Linked DNA regions of Homo sapiens: region 1 is linked to region 2. Evidence: chromatin loops called from intact Hi-C (ENCODE). Cell type or tissue: Calu3. All regions are shown on one strand. Region 1 has its middle 570 kb from the start of LINC01478. Region 2 has its middle 450 kb from the start of LINC01478.

Region 1 (5,000 bases), 120 kb after region 2:
AATGATTGTTCATTATGTGTGTATTGTAGAATTAAACAGGAACCAATTCCCTGAAACTGCCCAGCCGATCTAAAAGAAGTTGGCAACTCAAATCTCTTCCATTCAACCAGACTGGGAAGTTAATATGTTGTGTGACCTTTCAGTTTACTTTTAATGCATATAATAAAAAGTTATAGTCAAACTATTACATGTCCTAAGAAAAAAGGAAATTAATTATGAACATCTCATTGAATATAGGGAATCTTGAATGTCTACAGCTTCCTTTAAAGTTTCATTGACATAATTCCCCCACTGCTGATTGTACACTTCTATAGAACTCATCTAAATGTGCTCAGTCAATGAATCCCTAGAGAGTTTCTGCATCATTAACTGTTTACATGGTGACCTCAATAGAATGGTTTTAGCCTGATGAGATGTATATCTCACAGGTTGCCTCAGGCAGTAGTTGTAATAGTCCATATGACTCTGCGATATATTGAAATATGAAAAATATCACATTAGCTTTCTTAATCTCATCTCATTAAGCACTGAAATTCCCCTTGTGTTAACCTCCAAATAGCCTCCATAATGCTGTATCTTAAGCCATATCCCTGAAGTCCTCAGTTTCCATTGATTTGGAGTGAAAGATATTTATATATATGTAAATAAACAGTGCTTCATATATATATGTAAATAAACAGTGCTTCATATATGTATATATAGAATGCAGCATATATATGCAGCACTATTTATTTATTTAGCACTATTTATTTATATATATATGCAGCACTATTTATTTCCTCCTATATTCCAAAGCTCTATAATCTTAAATTTGAAAGCAGGTGCTTTTAAGTGTTGAACTCATTTTTTAATGATCCTATTATTTGGTTTCCAAATTATAATGTCAAGGAAACTAATATATTCAAATGTCACTGAGCATCTTTCTAGAAAGAATGATTTCTTAATCAGCTAAATGTTAGAAAAAGAAAGAAATGTATTACAACACAATATTTGTCTGGTAGTAGAGTCTCTATTATAATAATGATTGGATAGGTGGAATCATTCAGCAGATGAATCACAGAAAGATAGAATAATGCTGTTTGAGTTTTGCATAACACAATGCCTTCCAAACTTATCTTTTGATATACTGTAATAAACCTGATGCATGTAGAACAACATAAATTTTAAAAAGAAGTGTAAACATAAGAGAAGGCACTATAGCTGGGTTCTGGTCCCAAAATAGCTGGTAAACTCTGCTATATTGTGCAAACGACTTTATAATTTGTGGCCTCAGTTTTACATTTCTAAAATTAGGGAAATGAGTGACATAGTCTCAAAAAATTTAAGTCAAAATTCTGTCATTCTATGATATATTCGATACCATTCCTGTCTATAAAATTATTGAACTAGTATATCATAAACTGTTAGGTGTGATTAACTAAAAAATTATATGATTTTAGTGCTTTTCCCTATTTATTTATTCACTACCATTGTTTTCCAACACAGGCTTAAAATGTTTGCTTCAATTATTTTTGATAATTATCTTCTCACTAATTGCGCATTTGCTAATCTTTCTTTCCCAGTCATATTCTATTCAATAATTAGACTCATGTTTCTAAGACATAAGTATTCAAAATCAGCCAATAATCAGTAACGTTTAGAGAATAAAATCATTTCTGTCTAAATATACCTCATAGTGTATTTTATGTTATATTCCATTCGCACCTTTGTTACACCCTTTATTGGCTCTTTATGCCCATATCAATTTCTCTCCTATCCACAGTCCTCCAAAACCTAAGCTTAAATATGCTTCTTAGTTGTTGTTCACTTATAGAAAATCCCTCAAAAGCAGGCTTATCATTCCTTGTATTACCTTCAGTTCTTAGCACAATAATGAACATACAGCTGGTGTGTAGTAGATAATCACTGCTGAAATAGATAATAGATAGCATTTTTAAAATACTTTACCATCCTTCCTCATTGCACTAGGGACTGGGTTTTGAAACTTCTAAGAATGAGATGGATTTTGGTTATTCCATCTTTATCTTCTCATCTGAGTCTCTTCACATCAAAGAATGAATTTTCAAAGGATTTTAGTATTTTTCAATTTAGAGTTAACTTCAGCTGAAAAGTTGGATGGAAATATTTCTGTGATGTGATGAAAAGGTGAGAGGAAGTCAGAATATTTGATTTTACTAGTCTTAGTCTCCTCACCAGTCTAAAGGATATACACATGTCATCTACACTAACCTCACTGGCTTTTCAAGGGACCCAGATGAGGAGCTGGACTTGAAAGCACTCAAATATTGCAGAATGTTGTGAGATAAGATGATTTTGTGTTTTACTAGCAGGAGTATTATGGGTAGTAGCAACAGTAGTAGTAATTTTAGTAGTGATTGCAGTATCATTATTTAGGATTCTTTTGATCCATAGGGGTAGGAAGCATTCTCAGGACCACCACATCCAATACCTAATTTGTATTTGTATATCTTGTATGTGTGTGCATGCATGTGTTTGTGTTTACACATATATACAGCATGTATGTGTATATCTGTATATGTATATTTGTATTTGAAATCAAAGGTACATATATATTCTCCTTTCCAAGCTATTACAACAGTTCCTTATAACTCAATTCCCTAGATTATATATACATACATATATATATACACACACATATATTATATATAATATACACATATATTTTATATATATATTTTTCACAACATACAAGTTAAGTGCTCAAGGCTGGAAAGAAGCATGAGTTGTCTTGATGTCTTCAGCTGTATCATAGCCCACTCAGGATGCTATACCAAAATATCACAGACAATGTAACTCATAAACAAGAGAAATTTATTCTCACAGTCCTTCAGGCTGGGAAATTCTAAACCATGAGTGGACAGATCAGGTGTCTAGTGAGGACCCATTCCTTATAGATGGTGCTTTCTGGCTACATATTCATATGTGGAAGAGGAAAGGGAAGGGTCCCTCTGGGGTCTCTTTTATAAGGGCACTAATCCCATTCATGAGGGCTCTGCCTTCATAACTTCTCAAAAAACCCACTTTTCCTAACACCACCACTTCAGAGGTTAGGATTTCAACATTAACTTGGAGGCATACAAACATTCAGACCATAACAGGTTGCAAGGAACTGGACATATTCAAAAAGACTCAAGTACAAAGTTGCTTAATTAAAGATTTCAGGAGGTAATCCTGTGAACAATCAAGTATCACGAGGCATATAGAAATTGAAAGTAGGAACAACACGTATTTCCTTAGTCTCTCATTGAAGTGTATTTTGCATTTCTGGTCATTTTCTCATGTACTTCCTCATAGTCCCTGGGCTTTCTGGGACTTGCTCATGCATTTTGTTTGCCCTGGAGCTTAGTCACACACAAACTTAACGTGACTTTTTATTTTTAGAGCTTACCATTAGTTGATTGATTGATTCTTAAGGTTTCAAAACCCCAATTTCCTTGGAAAGGAAACATAATAGACCCTTTGAAAATTGGGGTTCACTAATGGTTTCATAAGTTATGGGCTGTAGATAGTAGTCAGTTGGGAGAGGGGGCAGAAATGTATTGCACACAGAGTTAGCCCTTTATGGAGAGTAGTTTCTTCCACAACAGACTATTGGTGATGAATCAAAGCTTTAGATGTCTTTTCCATAATAAAAATTAATTGTTTTTGATATCATTCAAATGAAACTAACAATTATGTGTCTTTGTTAAAAATAACTCCATATTTACTGATACTTGTAAAGTATCTGCAATCAATCTATAGGAAATCTATCCATTTTGGGGGATATCAGACAATGAATCTCTTACTCAGTGTAAACGTCCAGATACTTTCTCATCTCCTCCTGCTAGTGATCAAGAAAGTTTTTTGCTCTGACCTCCAAGGTACTGCTTAACAAAGTAAGTTTTGTCCATATCTTAAACTAACTTATGCAAGAATAGACCATATGTTCATGTTTTTAATTCTTTCTTTTATATGAAACAAGACTGGATAGAATGGGATGAAAGAAATTGTAAATTGTTGGGGGACAATTAAACGGCATTCAAGTTCCTTATGTGGTAATTTTCTGTGGTAATTTACTGTGGTAGTTTTCTTGCCTTTTATCATATTGAATTTATATTTTTAAAGGCAGATAAATTTCCTCTTACTCATTTGCCTTTTATTTTTCCCTGAACAGGGTCAATACTTAAACATTTTGTTATCTTGAATATTTTGAGACTGTAATAAACTCATGGACCCCCTTCCCAGAGAAATCTTTTAAAATTAAAAATTTCTATCCCACTTTATGTGACTCATTGAATTTCCATAGAACCCCTAGAGGTTCGGAGTTCATTTACCGAATGTACAAACATAATGGAAATGATTACAGAAATGTTGCCCAATCATGGTTTAGAAAACACGCTTATATAGGACATTATAATTATTGATGTATCCTTCTTCCTGAGTTTTCCAAGTTCACCAATAAATGAGTGGAAAAAAATCTCCAAAAATATTTTACATGCCCTAGATTTTCATTATGCAAGTGGACTATCCAAGATAATCAGAAATCTAACAGATGGCAGAGAAGCTCAGTGGTGTTGAATTTTTTTAAGTGTAGAAAACTCTTTTTTCGAATGAACTCCTACAAGGAAACCCAATATGTAAAACAGATGAAAAGTTTAGTTGGTTGGTTGAAGTGCAATTTGGTGAGGCCATGTATGAGTACAACTGATAAATCCTTTTCTCACCTGTCTATTCCATCTGCTAATAGAGCTCTTTAGATCACTCGGGGGTCTGAAACACATAAATGAGCCGAGGATATAGTGAAGAAAGAGAAAGGGTATTTTAGATAGAATCAATGGCACTCACAAAGGTAACAAAGAAAAAGATGGTAGTTAAATATTGCCTTAAAATTATATTGGAGGTAAATAGAGAATTGATAACAGACTTTTAAAATAAGAGCCTGTGGCTGGGCATGGTGGATCACGCCTCTAATCCCAGCACTTTGGGAGGCTGAGGCAGAC
Region 2 (5,000 bases):
TATTTCTAATTCTTCCATCCCATTTCTTGTGTCATTACTGTCATTTTATTTATATACTTATATATACTTTCATTGCACTTATATCTTTTTAAAAAATTTTAATTTTTTCTTATTCTTAGTTGATCAAATAGAAATTTGTTCAAGACAATAGCAAAAATGTATTTAAATTAGAATATTTCACTTCATTCTCTTCTTGCTTGCATAGTTTCTGAGCAAAAGCAGATGCAATTCTAACTTAGCTACTGCATAGGTAAGATATTTCCCAACTCCCCTTGGACTTTTCAGTATTTTTGGTTTTGTTTTTGATTTTTTGGAATTTAAATATATATGTAAGTGGATTTTTTTGTTTCTTGGTTGGTTGATTGGTTGATTGTTTTTTGTTGTTGTCATTTTGGCATTTATCTTGCATGGTGTTTTCCGAGACTCCTGGAATTTTGATTTGATATCTGACATTAATTTGGGTAAATTCTCAATCATTACTGTTTCAACTATTTCTTCTGTTTCTTTTTCTCTTTCCTTTCTTTCTGGTCTTCCCGTTACATGTAGGTTACACCATTTTCAGTTGTCCCACGGTTCCTGGATATTTTAACTATTTTATCCTTTCTCTCTCTTTTTTTTTTTCTTTTTCCTGTTTGGCATTCCTATTGAGACATCTTCAATTTCAGAGATTCTTTCCTCAGCTGTATCCAGTCATTAATGAACCATTCAAGATCCTTCTTCATTTCTGTTACAGTGTTTTTGATCTCTAGCATTTCTTCTTGATTCTTTCTTACGATTTCTTCCTCTCTGTCGCTAATACCTATTTGGTTCTTACATGTTGTTTACTTTTTCCTTTAGAAACATTACATATTAATCAGTTATTTTAATATCCTGATTTGATAATTCCAACATTCCTTCCATACTTGAGTCCTATTCTAATGCTTGCTCTATCTCTTCAAACTGTGAGTTATTTTTCCTTTGAGTAGCATTGAAATTTTTTGTTGGTAACCAGACATGATGTAGTGTGTAAAAGGAACTGCAGCATATATGCCTTAAGTAATATTGCAGTAAGGTGTAGAAGAAGGGAATCATTCTGTAGTCCTATGATTATGTCAGAGTTTGAGTGAGACTGCTCAGACTGTAAACTTCACACATACTTCAGTCTTTTTCCTCTCAGGTGGGACAGTATGGTTAGAGATGGCTGGAATTGGGCATTTCCTTTCTTCCACAAGGATGGATAGAGGAAAATGAGTTGGGTAATTCCCTTCCCTCAATTCACTCAGATCCTGATAAAACCCCAATAGGTTAGGCAATGGTAAAATAACTTCTCTTAAAGATAGTTCTTATTAAGAATAACATAATTCTCTGAGTTATTTCAAAAGAGTTAATTTTTCCCTATCCTCCCAGAAGCATAGAGAGATTTTTCTATAGCATTCACTTTGAAGTTCTGGTAGAGTTCCTTGAGGCAGAACTCACAGACATGTGGGTGTACTACCTTAAGCCTGGGTCCATGGATTTCACAATTCTCAGACTTCTCTGCACTGAGATTTCAGCAATTTGTCAATTAGAGTTCTAGTTTTCCTATCCCAGTAGTTGCTCCCTCAGAATCTTCTGCTTGCTGGTCTCCATTCTGGAAAGTTTTGAATTTCTGTATCTGTCTATTTGACTCTCCAGTTTTGGAGACAGCAGTTTTCCCTGTGACCTAAGTTCTTCAATAGATTCAAGAGGATTTTTGTTTTTCAGTTTGTTCAGATATTTGTTGGAAAAAAGTGACAATCTCAAAGCTCCTCACATATTGGACCCTTTAAATTCATTTTTAATATAAATGTGCTAACTATAAGTAAGACATCTTCCTTCTGGTTCTTTCCTTTCCCCTTGGAAGAGCCAAATAATTCCAGTAATTTGTACTAAAATATATTGGAACATTCTGTTCCCCAATTATGTCCACTAGATATAACTCAGATATAGTTCAATTAAAACAGTAGGGCATTGTTGGTGTTATGGGCAGTCTCATTCTGAAATATGAAGGCAAATGAGTTGGGTTATTCTCAATGGATCACTAAGTCTCCCTGCAAGAAATCATATAAATCATGATGAGAAATGGACTGTGAGATCCTCTTCATAAATCCTGGCCAAGTTTCCAAAGGTAGCATCTTGCAATCTCAAAGTCAGTGCTCAGCATTTCAGATGCAAACCTGCAGCCCAACTTCTGCAGGAGTTAATGTGTTAGCATTTTAACAAATTGAACCACTTTGGTGGCCTATTTATCAGTTCAAGCTATTTGGAAATGTTGAGACCATATGTCGTCCATTGAAATGAACACTAAACACTGCATTTATAAATGGTAATTTATGACTCATAAATGTCTTTGCTATTAAAGCCATTCTGCCACTGTGAATGGAATTGATAGCAGGTTCTGAGCTCTGTGGTATGTGTAATTTTTTTTCCCTATTTAGGAATGTTGTAGATATTAAAGCTTTGATGCCTCATGGAAATGTTATTTTTAAAAAGCTATGCATATCAAAAAGATTATGTTTTTATGCTAGATTTTCATATTCACAAATTTGACAGGCAGGTTAAATATATGTGTGCATGTGCATATGGTGAAGATTTTTTATATGTTTGTATAGACAAAGATTATAGAATTATAGCTCTAAAATGTGGAAGTTACACCTTATTATCTGTCCAGGCCTTGGATTTACTTGTGTAGTTGAAACTGCAAGTCATCTACTCTCTTATCTCCTTTCTCCTTCTTTAGTAATAGATTGCCAGAATTGAGCTGGACATGTGGCCTCCTGGAATAAAGACTGTATTATTCACGTCCCTTGCAAATAGGATAGCAAAGTGATGAGTCAGTGTAAGCAGAAAGATTGTATAGAAAACTTCTAAGAAACCACATTAAAATACAACTGGATTACTTTACATGACATTATTGATCCTTTCTTCATCCTTCTGGGTGAAAACTCAGATCTCAGGCTGGAACTTGAGCACTCATTTGGACATTGAGGACTTAGGACTGACTATATCACACTTAGAAGAAACCCAGACCCCAGACAAACCCTAAAGGACATATATTGGACCTGGAAAATGTAGCTCAGACTTATTTTATGTAAAAAAACAGAAGAGATGACAGAAAAAAAAATTTATTGTTTACAGAGCCATACTTATATAGTATACAAGTATACAGTATATATATACTATATATAATGTATAGTATATATAGTATATACTATAGTATATAATGTATAGCATATATAGTATATACTATAGTATATAATGTATAGCATATATAGTATATACTATAGTATATAATGTATAGCATATATAGTATATACTATAGTATATAATGTATAGCATATATAGTATATATACTATATATAGTATAGTATATAGTATACTATATACTATACTGTATATACATTATACTATATAGTATATACTGTATACAGTATAATGTATATATAGTATTTATAGTATATATACTGTATATAGTGTATATATACTATATAGTGTATATAGTATATATACACTATATACAGTATATATAGAATATATATACTATATAGTGTATATATAGTATATATAGTACTATATAGTGTATATATAGTATAGTATATACTATATATTCACTATATAGTATAGTATATACTATATATACTATATAGTATATACAGTATTTATACACTATATAGTATATGGTATATATACACTATATAGTATATGGTATATATACACTATATAGTATACATTATATGTACTATTTATAATGTATAGTATATATAGTATATACTATGGTATATAATGTATAGTATATATACAGTATACTGTATACTGTATACATATACTGTATATAGTATATATACTGTATATATACTATATACAGCATGCTGTATATAGTATATATACTATATACAGCATACTGTATATAGTATATATACTGTATATACTGTATAGTATATACATATATACATATATACATACATATATAGTCTATATAGTGTATATATACACATATATAGTATACAGTATATATACACACATATATATTATATAGTATATATATACACACATGTAGTATATAGTATATATATACACATATATAGTATAGGATATATACAGGGTTCAGTACTATCCCTGGTTTCAGGCATCTACTGGAGGTCTTGGAAAGTATGACCCATGGATGGATAATGAGGGAACACTACATAAGTGTGTGTGTTTGTGTGTGTATGTGTGTATATATATATATATGTATATATATACACACATATATATATATAAAACTATATGTGTGTGTATATATATATATGGTTAACATATTTTGGACATGAGTTTTAGTATGCTATTTGGAAGTTGTGATGCTTCAAAAATTGTATTATATATTATGTATTATTATTAATATATACAGTTAATACCATGACATTTGTTTCTAAGGAGAATCAAGTATTTGAAATTCTAGTGAAGCAGTGAGATAATGTGAGAGCTAAAACACTATACTCTGTGAACCTGTAGAAAAGACAAAGGATTTCCTTGTTGTTAAAGGAAAGTTGTAACCTTCAGTAGGTATGACTCCAAGCATAATTAGAATGGAATTTTAACATTGACTCAAATTCAAAATGTAATTCTATATCTAAACCCACATCCCCCAGCCCCCACTAACTCTGTTCAGATTTATAAAGGAATTTAAATCTTTTACTGGATGTTCTCACCTGATGTGCTAGGAATTCATCTCCCTTTAATCAGTTCAAGCATTTGTTTTAAGAGAAAATACTCTATAAATATTACTGTTTAGAGGCCGAGGGTCATAAAAGATGTATTTCTTTAAGAATTTAGAGTTTTGTGACAAGAAAGATGTTTGCACTAACAATGAAGAACTCATTAGATGGAGTAAAAAAATACGAAGTGTTTCAATTCAGCCAAATGGATCCAATTGTAAGAATATCAGAAACTCAACTTACTTAGCCACACATTTTTCTTTTCAAACAGATATTCTTACCTTTCTTACAGGTTTTATGTACTGATTA

Evidence for each region. A loop is a pair of places that touch in the nucleus more often than their neighbours do. Peaks named below come from ENCODE experiments on the same cell type or tissue, not always from the same donor. Only the 100,000 strongest peaks of a DNase experiment are listed, where the experiment ranks them.
Region 1: a loop joins it to region 2, with 2.3 times the contacts of the local background. A loop is called at or near these places in 2 of 110 quality-filtered maps.

Annotation. Positions count from the first base shown.
Region 1 is chr18:43,960,222-43,965,221 of GRCh38, reverse strand. No RefSeq gene overlaps it. Among named protein-coding and RNA genes, the nearest start is that of LINC01478, 570 kb to the left of the region's middle. In Calu3, no CTCF peak of the experiment used is centred here; no DNase peak of the experiment used is centred here.
Region 2 is chr18:44,077,595-44,082,594 of GRCh38, reverse strand. No RefSeq gene overlaps it. Among named protein-coding and RNA genes, the nearest start is that of LINC01478, 450 kb to the left of the region's middle. In Calu3, no CTCF peak of the experiment used is centred here; a DNase peak (open chromatin) is centred at 2,774.